2 separate regions of the Homo sapiens genome follow, and region 2 is linked to region 1. Evidence: read pairs that join two places in POLR2A ChIA-PET (ENCODE). Cell type or tissue: A673. All regions are shown on one strand. Links, peaks and the distances in the headings refer to the core of each region. The heading gives the core; the rest is flanking DNA.

Region 1 (7,587 bases), core at 1,864-4,363:
TATTGAATTCCTGTACATTAGCTTTCTAAGCACATTTCTAATTTGTACACTTAATGCCTTCATCTTGACCAGCCTAATCATTCACACAGCTAGTAATGCTAAATTATTGTCTCACAATGCCCCTTATCTTTGGTGTGCATGTGTACCTATATTTATTTAAAAGGGTTAATAACAGAGCTTGTAATTGTGGAATGTTCGCTGGTGAACAAATGGCAGAAGGACTCACGCAAGTTTATATCATCGGCCTTTGTTTTCCAGAGCTCCCCCAAACAGATTTTGATTCTTTTCTCCCTAGAAATAGTGTTACCTGTCATACAAGCAACTGATTGGTAGGGTCTACTACTGAATTCCTTATTCCTGGAATTAGTTCACAAGATGTATCGTCTTAAATGTACTGATATGTGAAAAGGAGATACCCAGAGTGTGGCAAGTTGGAAATCAGAATCATCAAAGTAGTATATAATTGTCTTTTTGGTGATAAAGAGCAGCTGTTTCCTTAATGAAGTTTGTGTTGAATTTATAATTCCATGTGCCTCCCTGTAATACAGTCTACCTGCACAGCAAAACTGCCACCGCATTCCCATTGCTTCCCCCTTCCATCTTTTACTGCGTACTTACTAACAAGACAGAAAAGAAAAAAGATGTGCCCTTGTTGGTCTTCGCTCTGGTAGCAACTGCACTGCGCGCACACTGTCTGCCCTTCATGGGGCATTTCTACCTGCTGCTGCCACAATATATTCATGCTGCTTGTTAAGTCCAGGGAGTTACTTTGACATTGGCCTTATTGTAATGTACAAACTATTGTTAAATGGATGTATATGTAACAGAATTTTGTATTTTATATGTGACTTTCACAGAATCGTCTGCAGTATGTCCCAGCTAGCTAAGTGTCTGATAGATATTTGAAAGGAAAATCCCATCCATGCCCAAGAAGATATTAAATGGCAAATAAAAGCTGCATGATCTGTTCTTTTGAAGTAGTGCATTAATTTTTATTAATTCTCCAGGAAAATAGCTCAACTGCCAAGGCATTGACTAGTTATACTTAAAAAACAATTAAAAACCCAACTGCCTGCCATATTCTGAGCTAACTCCGGTAAGTAGAAATTGCTGGCTTAAGTGTTTAGGAGCTGCAAGACAAAGCAGAAACAAAAGGAAGACTCCCTGAACAACTGCTGTCAGATGCTTGGAGGAAAGGTATCATGGAAACATTTGATTTTCTCATAAAAGTAACCCCTAAGGAACATACAAAAACAACAGACAGTTCTTTTGACCAAGATTAAGATACATGGCTATGAATGTAAAATGTCAGAGGTACAGGCACATCCTATACTGTAAACTGCCAAGCAAATGTTTAGACTGTGGAAGATGGCTAAGTATTTGCTTGGCAGTTTACAGTATAGGATATGCCTGTACCTCTGACATTTTACATTCATAGCCATGTATCTTAATATTTAGACTGTGAAAGTGAGTTACCTTGCTTATTCTCTGGAGCAGCCAACAAGCCTATGCCGTTCCCTCCTGGTATGCTTTTCTTTTTCCTTTCAAGCAGGTTCCAAATTAGCTTACTACAGTAACTTTTTTTTTTTTTTTTTTTTTTTAAAATGCGAAGTCTCACTCTGTCATCCAGGCTGGAGTGCAATGGTGCGATCTTAGCTTACTGCAACCTCTGCCTCCCAGGTTCAGGGGATTCTCCTGCCTCAGCCTCCTGAGTAGCTGGGATTACAGGTGCCTGCCAACATACCCAGCTAATTTTTGCATTTTAGTAGAGATGGGGTTTCACCTCATTGGCCAGGCTGGTCTCAAACTCCTGGCCTCAGGTGATCCATGTGCCTCAGCCTCCCACAGTGTTGGGATTACAGGTGGGAGCCAGGGAGCTAGAGTAACTTTTTTTTTAAGTGAACCATAATGCTACAAAAGTTGGAAACAGCCTTTCAAACGATAGTTTCTCAAAGTTTTAAGTGTTTACCTTTAAAAATGATACATTTCTTTTACATTCAAGTAGTATTGAAAAAACCTTTATGAAAAAGATAAAGGACAGTGAGAAAACAGGTAATAGGAACATCTGTGTTTGTTTGGGTATTCTTGAAAAGAGTACTCTTAAGACCAATGTTGGGTATTAGTGGTTAGATGTATAATTCTTTTACGCTACTTTTGATTCCAGAACAGTCTTCAAATACAATATCTTTTCTGAACATCAGTATTTTTGAGTATTTATTTTATTTTAGCACTGTAAAGATGCCCCAGTGTTTCTTGGCCTTCAGGGTTTCCATTATGATTTCTGAGGTTCTCAGAGCAAATTGTTGCTCTCTAGATGTGGTGTGTAGTTTTTTTCTGTCTGCTTTCATGATTTTTCCTATTTTTGGATTTCAGCACTTTGACTATGATGTACCTAGGTGTGCTTTTCTTCATATTTATCCTCAAGTTTTGCTTCGATTTTTGAATTTCTAAATGTGTGAATTTTACTGAATTGTGAATTTTGTTTTGTTTTGGCCATTTACCCACATGTTTTTTTCCCTGTGCCATCCTCTCTCCTCTCTTTCTAGAACTCTAGTTAAACATATGTTAGATCTTTTGATATTGTTCCACAGGTCTTAGTCATTTTTTAAAAATTCGCTTTAAATTTATTGACTCTACCATGTCTATTCTGATATTAAAGCCCATCTAGTGAGTCTTTATTTCAGATATTTTAATTTTCCATTCTAAGGTTTCCATTTGTTCTTTTTAAAATTTTCAATTTCTAATCTTTCTCACATTTTAAAAAACATCATGAAGCATAATTATAGTTGCTTTTGAGTTCTTATTTGATACTTACACATCTGGATCATCTTGGCTTTGGTCTTTTTTGATTGCCTCCCCCAGGCCTCCAACATCATTTCCTGGTTCTTTGTATATCCGGTATTTTGGGACTGTAACCCAACATTCTTAGACATTGTGCATGTTATGTCGTGGAGACTCTGGACTGTTCCTCCAAAGAGCTGCTTTTCAATTTGAGCAGGCAGTGAACATGGTTAAACTCAAACTGCCAACTATCTCCCCTTTGGTAGGTGGCTCAGATCTCAGTTCAGCTCTTTTTTTTTTTTTTTTTTTTTTGGCTGAGCTTTTTGCAGTCTGCCGTGAACGTAAGTGATTCAGAGATTAGTCACAGACTTGGGCAGAGTTACACACAGAAACTTGGGTTCTTCTTCTCTGCTGTTTTATATCCAGGATTTTCCCCTTACTTTGTAGTGGGCTCTGCCTGCCTCAGGCTGGAGAGAGGGTGATTTTCAGTGGGAGCTTCCACCGTTCTGTGCCACGCTGACTGTGCTTTACCCTAAGGACAAAGCCACAAAGCCCCAAAACTCACCCCCTGCCGGCCCCTTCCATGTTTTGGCTCTCCGCCGAAATCTACCCGACTCCGACTCTAGAGCCTTAAGAAAATTGTTTGGGTTTTTTTTGTTTTGTTTTGTTTTGAATGCAGTGTTTATAGTTTCTATATGCAAGGCAGTCTTCTGGGAAGTTACTCCACCATACTGGACATAGAGTTTGAGAATATTTGTTGTTTTTAAAAAGCTATACAAAGCTAAACGTACCCTTACCATTGGATTGTGCTCATTGGTATTTATGCAGGCAAATTGAAAACTTGTGTCGATGCAAAATCTGCACGTGGATATTTATAGCAGCTTTATCCATAATTGCCAAAAATTGGAAGCGACCAAGATGTCCTTCAGTAGGTGAATGGTAAAGTATAAAATAAACTGATATATCCAGAAAATGGAATATTATTCAGTGCTAAAAAGAGCTATCAAGCCATTAAAAACATGGAGAAAACATACGTTTATATTAGTGAAAGAAGTCAATCTGAAAAGGTTACATCCTGTATGGTTCCAACTATATGACATTCTGGAAAAGGCAAAGCTGTGGAGACCGTAAAAAGATCTGTGATTGACAGGAGTTGGGGGAAGGGAAGGGTGAATAAATAGAGCAGAGAGGATTTCTAAGGCAGTGAAAATACTCCGTATAATACTACGGTTGTGAATATATGTCGTCGTACATTTGCCCAAACCTATAGAATGTACACCACCAGGAGTGAGCCCGAAGGCGAACTATGAACTTCAGGTGATAACTGTATGTCAATGTAAGTTCATCAGTTGCAACCAACTTACCACTATGGTACAAGATGTTGACAGTGGGCAAGGTTGTGCATGTGTGAGGGTAGGGGGCATATGAGAACTCTGTACCTTCCTCTCAATCTTGCTTTGAACCTGAAACTTCTCTAAAAAGTAATGCCTGTTTGAATTATGTTTTAGATAAATCTTAAAAAAACAAGGTTTTTTTTTTTTGAGGCAGAGTCTCGCTCTGTTGCCCAGGCTGGAGTGCAGTGGTGCCATCTCAGCTCATTGCAACCTACGCCTCCTGGGTTCAAGCGATTCTTCTGCCTCAGCCTCCCGAGTAGCTGGGATTACAGGTGCCCATCACCACATCCAGCTAATTTTTTGTATTTTTAGTAGAGATGGGGTTTCACCATGTTGGCCAGGCTGATCTCGAACTCCTGACCTCAGGTGATCCACCCGTCTCGGCCTCCCTAAGTGTTGGGATTAAGGCCTGAACCACTTTTTTTTGTTTGTTTGTTTGTTTTGTTTTTGAGACAGGGTCGCACTCTGTTGCCCAGGTTGGAGTAAAGTGGCATGATCATGGCTCACTGCAGTCTCAAACTCCTGGGCTCAATTGATTCTCCTGCTTCAGCCTCCTAAGTAGCTGGGACTACAGGCGCACACCACTGTGCCCAGCTAATTCTTGTATTTTTTGTAGACATGGGGTTTCACCATGTTCATTGCCCAGGCTGGTCTCGAACTCCTGAGCTCAAGTGACACACCTGCCTTGGCCTCCCAAAGTGTTGGATTACAGGCATGAGCCACTGCACCTGGAATACATTTGAGTTTTAAGTGAAGAGGAGAATATGGGTAGGTAATTTTGCCTCTGGTCAAAAAATGAGAGAGTTCAGGTTTTTAAAAGTTAGTTCTTCAAATATGGAGTGTGGAATATGGTATATTTATTTGCACTTGTAACTTCTGCTTTCTCTCATTTGGATTCCTAGGTATTGGATTCTAGCTTATTCTTTGCTGATATGATCTTTCTAATTTGACATTGAATTATTCTGGCCATTTCAGGAATTTTAGAAATAGAGTTTTGAAATGAAGGTTTACATTGTTGAGAACTATTCTCCAGAAATAAAAAATGTAAGGGAAGAAGAAAAGTATGAAAAACACCTTTAGAATATTTCTTTCAAAAAGGGAGGTTTATTTCCATATACTCCCTTTCCTCACACATGCACAACCTCGCCCACTATCAACATCCTGTACCACAGTGGTGTGTTTGTTGCAATTGATGAACTTACATTGACATATAGTTATCACGTGTCTTGGGGCAGGGATTAACAGTCCATGGGCCGTAAAACCAGCCACAACTCCCAAGTTGATCTACAGATTCAATGCAATTCCTATCAAAATGTGAAAGTATTGAAACCGTAGAAAATATACTCTATAATCACAATGAATTGAAAATAGAAATTAATAAGTGAATGAAACTGAGAAATTTATAAACGTGGAAATTAAGTACACACTTCTGAATAACCAGGGGAACAAAGAGGAAATCACCAAAGAAATTAGAAAATACTTTGAGATGAATGAAAATGACACAAAATTCCAAAACTTATGAAGTGCAGCTAAAGCAGTGCTTAGAGGGGAATTTATAACTGAAAAAAAGCCATCTTACTAGAGTATGAGTAATAATAATAATAGTAATAAAAACCAGGTGCAGTGGCTCATGCCTGTAATCCCAGAAGTTTAGGAGGCTGAGGTGGGAAGATTGTTGGAAGCCAGCAGTTCAAGACCAGCCTATGCAGTGTAGCCAGACCATGTCTCTCTGAAAAATTTTAAAAATTAGCCAGGCATGGTAGCATGCACTTGTAGTCCCAGCTACCTGGGAGGCAGAGGTAGGAGGATTGCTTGAGCCCAGGATTTCGAGGCTGCAGTGAGCCATGATTGCACCACTGCACTCCAGTCTCGGTGACAGAGTGAGACCCTGACTCAAAAAACCAAACCAAACAAAAAACCTATCCCAAACCTTTCTCTTAAAGCATTGGAAAAGAAAAAGCAAATTAAACCTGAAGGGAGGAAACAAAGATCAGAGCAGAAATTATGAAATTGAGAATAGGAAAGAAAAAAAAAAAGAAACTGAAAGTTGGTTCTTTGAAAAGATCAACAAAATTGTTGATCAGCAAATCTGTAGGTAGACTGACCAAAAGCAAAACCCCCTGAATTACTAAAACAGGAATGAAAGAGATATTGCTATTTGCTAATCTTAAAAAATAAACCAAAATATAAAGGAATACTATGAGCAACTGTATGGCAACAAATTAGATAACTTAGATGAAATTGACACATTCCCAGGAAGCTACAAATCAAAAAATTAAATCTGACTCAGAAGAAATAGAAAGTATGGATAGACTTGCAGCAAGTAAAGAAATTGAGCTAGTACTCAAAAAGCTACCTGCAACAAAAAGTCCAGGCCCAGATGGTGAATTCTACCAAACATTTTTAAAGAATGCCAGTTCTTTTTAAAATTTTTAATTTTTTAATTTTAAATTATGGGTACATAATAGTTATGCCTGTATCAAAAGAATATCAATTATTTACACACTCTTCAGAAAAATAGAAGAGGGAGTACTTCCTAACTTGTTCTATGAGACCAGTATTACCCTAGTACCAAAATTGGACAAAGACATAGATGAAAAAACTAAACAAGCTACAGAGAAATTTCTCTTACAAGTATAGACACAAAACTTGCAAACAAAATACTAGAAACTGAGTGAAGCAATATAGAAAAATGATTATACATCATGACCAGGAGGGATTTATCTCAGGAATACAAGGTTGGTTTAACATGAAAATCAAATTATATAATGCCTCATACCAATAAAGGAGAAAAACCATATTATAATCTCAATAGATGCAGAAAAAGCATTTGATAAAATCCAATACCCCTTCATTTTACACACACACACACACACACACACAGACACACACACCCCACTCAACAATTTGGAATAAAAGGGAACTTCATTAGCTAATAAGGGGGATCTACAAAAAACACATAGTTTACACTGTAAGACTACATGATAGTACCTAATAGGGTTACATGATACCTAATGAAGAAAGACTAAATGTTTTCCCTCTAAGCTCAGGAATGAGATAAGGGTGTTTACTCTTGCTACTTCCTTTAAACATTATGCTGGAAGTTCCATCTAGGAAAGTTAGTCAAGTAAACAGAACAGACGGCATCGAGATTGGAAAGAAGTAAAATAACAATATTTTCAGATAACATGTTGTATATAGAAAATCCTAATGAATTCACTAAAAACCTATTGGAACTATAAATGAGTTCAGCAAGGTTGAGGATCAATTAATAATTGAATTTATAAGTTAATTACAAATATCACTTATTTCTATGTTGTACCAATGGACAACCTGTAAATGAAATTAAGAAAACTGTTTCATTTGCAATAGAAAATTATTTGTTCAAAATGAATTTTTAGGAATGAATTTA
Region 2 (7,587 bases), core at 2,210-4,709, 84 kb after region 1:
CCTTTTTTTGTTTTGTTTTGTTTTCAGGAGAAAGCACGAACATAGTCCCAAGTTCCCTGTTCAGTTGGTAGCTGGAAATGCGTTTTAGATGATGCTGAAGGTTGCTTTTAGATAGCTGAGTTTCAGAGTAAGCTACTCATAAGGTAGCCTGAGATAGCTGCTACTGCCAGGTCTGGTGGTACACTGTATTTTCAATCTGTTTTCTAATCTTCTTTCATTTAGTGTTTTCACCCATTCTTCCATTCATCCGTTCATCTATCAATCTATTTCATATTGAATCTCACAACTTGCTATTCAGAAATGAATAAGATTCATGGCCAGGTGTGGTGGCTCATGCCTGTAATCCCAGCACTTTGGGAGGCCGAGGTGGGCAGATCACTTGAGCTCAGGAGTTTGAGACCAGCCTGGGCAACATAGTGAGATCCTGTCTCTACTAAAAACACAAAAAATTAGCTGGGCATGGTGCCGCGTGCCTATGGTCCCAACTACTCGGGAGGCTGAGGTGGGAGGATCGCTGGAGCCCAGGAGGCAGAGGTTGCAGGGAGCTGAGTTCACGCCGTTGTACTCCAGCCTGGGTGACAGAGTAATAACCTGCCTCAAACAAAACAAAACAAAACAAAACAAAACAAAACAAAACAAAAAACAGCATGGCCAACATGGCGAAACCCCGCCTCTACTAAAAATACAAAAATTAGCCAGGCATGGTGACACGCACCTGTAATCCCAGCTACTTGGGAGGCTGAGGCAGGAGGATTGCTTGAACCTGGGTGGCGGAGGTGGCAGTGAGCCGAGATCGCACCACTGCACTCCAGTCTGGGCTTTCAATGAACTTACAGGATATAAAGGAGCAATGTATTGCTGAATGTGAGAAATATAACAATTCAATCATGCACAAAATGAAAAAGCAGCACATTGCAGCCAGTATCTGGCTAGGTTTTAAAGAAGAAAACTTTTTTTTTTTTTAATGAAGACAGGGAAGTACAGAGATTTTCAGGCAGAGGCAATAGTATATGCAAAAGCGCTGATATAGAAAGTAGTGTGGTATGTCGGGGCCATAATGAGAGATCAGCTGGCTGAACAGGGGCCACATCATGAAGAGCTTTGAGTGTCTTGCTAAAGAGCTTGGATTTGATCCTGTAGAGAATGGGGAATCATTGAGGGATTTCAGACAGAGGGAGGTGTGATTCTATTTGTGCCTTGGAAGAATGGATTGACGGTAGACAAGGCTAGAGGTGGAAAGAGCAGCTATAAACATGTCCAAGCAAGAGAAGCAGGACCCAGGCATTATTAGTTAGGATTAGAACAAAGATGGACTAAAATATTTAGGAGGTAAAATGGACAGAAATGGGCATGTTTGGTATTGGACATGAAGAAGAGAAAGGAAGTCAGGGATGACTTATTTGTTCTGGCTCAGGAAACTCAGAAACTTTTGTGGTCATATACTTAGAGGCACTGGAGAGGTAGTTAGGGTTCCTGGTTGAGGTGTTATGATAGACACCTCCAAATACAATTGCTTAAAGAAAGATAAAGTTTATCTTTCAGTTCTTTAAATGTCAGAATAGGTGGCTCAGGCAGCTCAAAACTTTTGGAGACCTAGGCTCCTTCTACCCTTTTTTTCTGTCATTCACAACATGTGGTTTTCATATCAAGATCTGGGATAATTGCTCCAGCCCTGGCCATCATGGACACACTGCACACACACCTTTTCTTTGGGGGAGTGATTCAGAGGCTGAGCTCATCATTTCTGCTTACATTCACTCTGCTCACATTTGTTGATCAATCTTAATCCAAACACCATAGCTAGATGTAAGAGAGGCCAGAAAATGTTTTCACTTGGGCGGCTATGTACCATTGAAAATTCTGGTGTTCCATTATTAAAGGAATCAGGGGAGATTAACGGAATCTAGAGGACAATCACCATGCATGCTGTTTCAAGTGCCTGTTGGATATCCAAGTGGAAATGTCCTGTATGTATCTGAATATGTAGGCTTAGAAACCAGGAAAGAGTCTAAACCAAACAAAAAAATTTCAATTCAGGGCATTAACACTCTTCATTCTTCGGCCCCGCCCCCCCCAGCAGAGATTGCCAATTCTCCCTAAGTATCCATTCTCTCCACCTTCCTATTAGTGATAGGAATTGCAGAAGACCAGGTGACTGCTCAGCTACAGACTCCACCTACTAGCCTCCCTTGCAGATAGGTATTGCCATGTCATGAAGGTCTGAACTTCTTTAACTATATATATATATATATATATATATATATATATATATATATATATATATAAAATTTTTTTTTTTTTGAGACAGGGTCTCGCTCTGTCACCCAGGCTGGAGTGCCGTGGCATGATCATGGCTCACTGCAGACTTGACCTCCTGGGTTCAAACCATCTTCCCATCTCAGCCTCCTGAGTAGCTGGGACAACAGTTGTGTGCCACCATGACTGGCTACTTTTTAATTTTTTGTAGAGATGGGGTTCTTCCTATGTTCCCTAGGCTGGTCTCAAACTTCTGAACTCAAGCAATACTCCCTCCTTGGCCTCCCAAAGGGAGAACTGAACTTTTTTTTTTTTTGAGATGGAGTCTTGCTCTGTCACTCAGGCTGGAGTGCAGTGGCGTGATCTTGGCTCACTGCAACCTCTGCCTCTTGGGTTGAAACGATTCTCCTGCCTCAGCCTCCTGAGTAGCTGAGATTACAGGCACATGTTACCAAGCCTGGCTAATTTTTGTATTTTTAGTAGAGACAGGGCCTTACCATGTTGGCAAGGCTGGTCTCGAAGTTCTGACCTCGGGTGATCTGCCCACCTCGGCCTCCCAAAGTGCTGGGATTAGAGGCGTGAGCAGCCACCGTGCCCAGCCAGAACTGAACTTTTTAATGAAAAAAAATTTTTTTTTAATTTCCTCTCCAAGCATAGTGGCTCATTCCTGTAATCCCAATGCTTTGGGAGGCTGAGGCAGGAGGATCACTTGAAGCCAGCCCAGCCTAGGCCGCATAGTGAGACCATCATCTCTACAAAAAACTAAAAAATTAGCTGGGCTTGTTGGTGTGCACCTGTAGTCCCATTTACTGGGAAGCGTGAGGCAGGAGGTTGAGCTCCGGAGCGTAAGCAGCAGTGAGCTATGATCACACCACTGCACTCCAGTCTGGGCGACAAAGCAAGACCTTGTCTCTATTAAAAAGAAAAATCTGAAACCCTAAATGGAGAAGGAAGAGAGATGTTGAGTCAGCCCACTGGAGCAGTAGTGGAGAACAGAATGCTGGCAACTTGAGACCCTGCACATTTTGGCCTGATGCTTCCAACTTTCATATTTAAATTACTTTTCTTTAACTTTCTTAGTTCTTTTTCCGACCATCAAACTGAAGGTCTTAGAGTCACAGAGTTGCTTTATTTCCATTTAACCAAGAGCAATGTCATTGTAGTACAAAAACAATTCTTTAATGTAACTGTCACTTAAAAAAATACCGGGGAAATAATTGTAGCCTTCATTTCTCTCTGCCTTGTTCTGTACTTAGGTATGTGACACTTTCCACCATAAAATTGCAAGTCCTTAGTCCCATTTCTTATTTATTCATCTCTGTACCCTTATGTCTATCATGTTGTAGGTTCTGCATAAATGGATTTTGAAGTGATTAAAACCACCATTATTCCTGGCTCAATCAGCTGGTTGAAGAAGCAGCTCTCCTATTTCACCTTTCCTCTCTCTTCCAGCCCCATTGCAATCAGAAGATTATTTATGGAAAAAAGCAAAATGGAGATATTTAAAAGACGGAGAGAGACAGCAGAAAGCTGCTTAAGAAATTGCTTTGAGTCCACAGGAGGGAAGCACAAAGGAGATGGGATAATAGTGTTATACACTACATGGTAAGTGTAATAAACTCCAAGCTGGGAGGACAGCAAGGGCACTCTGTGTGGGTTAATTGGTGCCCTGCCTACGCTCGAGAGAGAATAAATTTTCAACCACATCAAAGTCTTCTCCAGAAAAAAAAAAAAGCTCGTTAAAAATCCCATTTCCAGGAACCCTGGCAGCCAGACAATAAGAAGGCTAAACAACAACAACAACAACAACAACAAAAATCACCTCTATTTGGCCTACTACTCCCTCAAACATTAAACTATTTGCCTTGAAAAGAACAAAGAAAGTATGTAAGTAATATGTTTAAATTCAACGTCTTAGAAAGTGGAGTGATTTAGCTAGGGTTGGCTTCGATCAATCTGAGACCTCCCAAAGCCTCAAAATGTATTATTTAGAACTGTGAAAAAATTCACCTTTAGATACTCCTCTGTCCTGTCCTCATGAAATATTTACAGTGTGGTACATAGATGCATACAAAATTGTACAACTCATGATGGGGAAAAAAGGCAGATTGCATTCATTTTCGATGGAAGAATCGGTAGTTCATAGTTTTTCTCCCACAATTTGCCTCATTTATCCCAAGATTGTGTATCACTGTGAGCTCACTGATGGCAGGGAACATACCTTACTCAATTTTTAAGACTTTTACAATTTGGAATAATTTTAGATTTATGGAAAAGTTGCAAAGATATTATAGAAAATTCTCATATATCCTTCACCCAGCATCCCCTAACATTATCATTTTACATAACCAGGGTACATTTGTTAAAACTAAGAAGTTACATTAGTACAATGCTATTAATTAAACTACAGACTTTATCCAGATTTCGCCAGATTTTCCACAAATATCCTTTCACTATTCTAGAATTCAAGCCAGGATACCACATTCCATTTAGATCACTGTTGCGTTTAGATCATTTTTGCATTTAGATCTTATTCACTTTTATATTTCTGGTACCCAGGATGGTGACTAATAGGTACTCAATGTATATTTGCCGAGAGAACAAGCCAGAAAATACAACTAGAATTGAATGCTCAGATACTGAAGAGGGGACTGGGGTGGGGGCCATGGAAGTAGCAGACCTGGATCTAGCACTCAGCAGGGCCTACTTCTGTCTCAAAAGCTTCAAAAGGGTGGAGGGGGCAGGAGACAGTTTCAATGAGCTGAAGAGTGAGTGGGAAGAGGAGACTGAGTGTAGAGAACTTGCAAAGCAGATTGTCAATGAAAGCAAAGGCAGAAAAGATACAGTAATTGAAGGAGAATAAATGTCATAAAAGTAGTTTTAGGAAAGGGAATAGTGAGCTGTTTTGTAGTCTGAGAAAAGGGAAACTTGAAACGGTGGGGGTGTGTTGGGGATTGAAGACCCAGTAAAGAAGAGATGATTGCTGAAATAATGCCCAGGAAAAAGCAGGGGGAATATGATTTGGAGTCTAGGTGGAAATGGGGTCTTGCAGAGACTTATGAAAATTATTGGAATATCTGCTATGTAGTAAGGAAAATTAAATCAACTAAGAATGAAAGAAAAGAATGACATCATTATTGAAAGCCCAGAGATAATCAGGTTATTATATTTTGGGTCTGGCACTAATGACACTTAGTGCCACTCTTAGACTGCCAGACTCCCTGAGGACATGCAGTTTCAGGGAGTCTGGTAGTCTAAGTGTGGCACCAATGCGAGTCTTTTTAAATTCACTTTTTCATTTCTGTTCATATGACTACATCATCGGTCAAATCATTTACTTTGTCCCAGGATTTGGTAACAGGCTTCATTGAATTCATAATGAATAACTTTTGTTTTGTGTTGGGATTCCATAGAGTAACTTGGATATATTAACACTGGAATTTTTCTACGTTGTTTATAGCAAATTATTCTAGTACTATTTATCCTAATAAAAACAGTAACTATAATCAGAATTTTTTGAGCAGCTACTATGTTATAGCAATGTACTAGACATTTTGTGGACTCTACAAGACATCTCCATTTTAACTGTGGGAAGAGTCTTGGAGAGAGTCATTCTTTCAACAAGTATTCATGAAGCATCCTCCATGTGTCAGGTTTCACCTGAGGCAATTGGGATACATCAATGAGAAAGTGAGACAAAGATCTCTGACCTATGATGTCACATTTTAGCAGAAAATCCAAGTGGGTAAATGGTTTACCTAAATTCACAAATGTAATAAGTAGCTGCAATGACCTTTACTAATTTTTGGCTGCCTTGTGTCCATTTCACCTTCTTTTGGAGGGGAATTTTACTTTCCCTATTTGATGCAGTTTTGTAGGAGTGTTAGTCAAGGTATCCTGTTTTCCCTAATTCCTATACACTACGTATATGAATAGTCTTGACTAGGCCAGTTGAATGCTTTTTTTTCTCTGAAATATGACTCCTGTATATAGAGAAAAAAGTACTGAGAATCATTGAAACTTATCCACCCTTCTAGTTTCCTAAGATTTTTTCTAAATGAGATCCCTTGGTGTGTTTATAGGGTTTGTCTTTTCCAAGACTAATTTACTAGACTTCCCTTCAATTCAGAGAGCTCCTCCAAAGCATTCCATCATCATCATCATCATCATCATCATCATCATCATCATCATCATCATTTTTGCTTACACTAGCTTTTGTTAGTTTCTGTTGCTTACTATCAGGAACCTGGATTTGTGATTCCAGAATCAATCCTTTGACTACACTTAGCTTCACTAACATACATTCTGTGATACATTGGAATTCCTGAGAGATTGTCCAAGGATTTTTTTGTTAGCATATATATTCTGACTGGAAAATTTTCTGTCTTTAGACAGAACTGGGCATTGACTTATCTGTGTTTCTTGATTTTGAGCATGACTTAGAAAGGATGTCCCCTGCTTCATTTCTCTTGGGACATGTAACAGACTAGACAGAATACCCAGTCAGCTTTTACTCAGTTGGCCTTCCTACCATTGTGGAATTTGGCATTTACAAGTGGTTGATGCAATGTTATTTCAGCATGGGCCCAGTCAACAGCTCCCACCACCTCTGGAGACTTCCATCGCTAGAATCTTACACTGCAGACCCTGTTCATTGATATTCAGGTGACACAAGCACAAGAGGAATAGCTGACATTGCTGTCACTTGCAGGGTCATCCTATATTTGTAGAAACATGGAATTATTGTTGCTAGCCTTGCTGCCTTGCTGCAGCATTGTACTAACCCCAGGGCACCATTCACATTGTAAGCATCATGAGTGGCACTCCCAGAGTCCGAAAATGATGCCTGGTGTGGAATTGGCTTCCTGTCTATTTCTTCCTGCTTGGCGTGTTCTCCTGGATGCTGGCCCAGACTTCTTTCTTAGGACTCTGCATGGCTGCTTCCTCATGCCATCTCTAGTTAAGGCTCAAAACTTAGCTCTACGCTCAGAATTTATTTTTCTCATCTGTTTTATCTAAGAGCTAATTCCTGGATATGCCATGTGTGTGCAGAAACTCTCACTACTCTTCCCCCTTTGCCTGCCTGACTCCTGATATTGCCTCTCCTTGCTTTCTCTGTTGGGTGCACCAAAGACCTGCTCTACCAGTACAGTTCTCTGTAGGTGTAAGTTCAGGCCCACTTCTAAAATTGGTGGAGCCCAGTGCAAGGCTACAAGTGAGTGCCCACATGCTATGCTGTCTAAATATTCACAAGTGATACTTCAAGCTAATAAAATACCTTCTATCCACCTACCTTGACTAATATATCTTCATAATGACTTGGAAGGTCAG

What was found. Peaks named below come from ENCODE experiments on the same cell type or tissue, not always from the same donor. Only the 100,000 strongest peaks of a DNase experiment are listed, where the experiment ranks them.
Region 2: POLR2A ChIA-PET joins it to region 1 with 6 read pairs; 4 of 35 experiments call an interaction of 5 or more read pairs at or near these places.

The regions. Positions count from the first base shown.
Region 1 is chr9:111,352,390-111,359,976 of GRCh38, reverse strand. No RefSeq gene overlaps it. Among named protein-coding and RNA genes, the nearest start is that of OR2K2, 26 kb to the right of the region's middle. In A673, for the core only: no CTCF peak of the experiment used is centred there; a DNase peak (open chromatin) is centred at 3,206; H3K4me3 peaks cover 716 bases; H3K27ac peaks cover 598 bases.
Region 2 is chr9:111,269,087-111,276,673 of GRCh38, reverse strand. It overlaps LOC105376219 (a long non-coding RNA gene), which reads left to right. Exons shown (of 2, transcript NR_188622.1): 2 at 3,709-4,131. MIR7702 (microRNA 7702) reads left to right here and starts at 5,460; the gene lies at 5,460-5,518. In A673, for the core only: no CTCF peak of the experiment used is centred there; no DNase peak of the experiment used is centred there.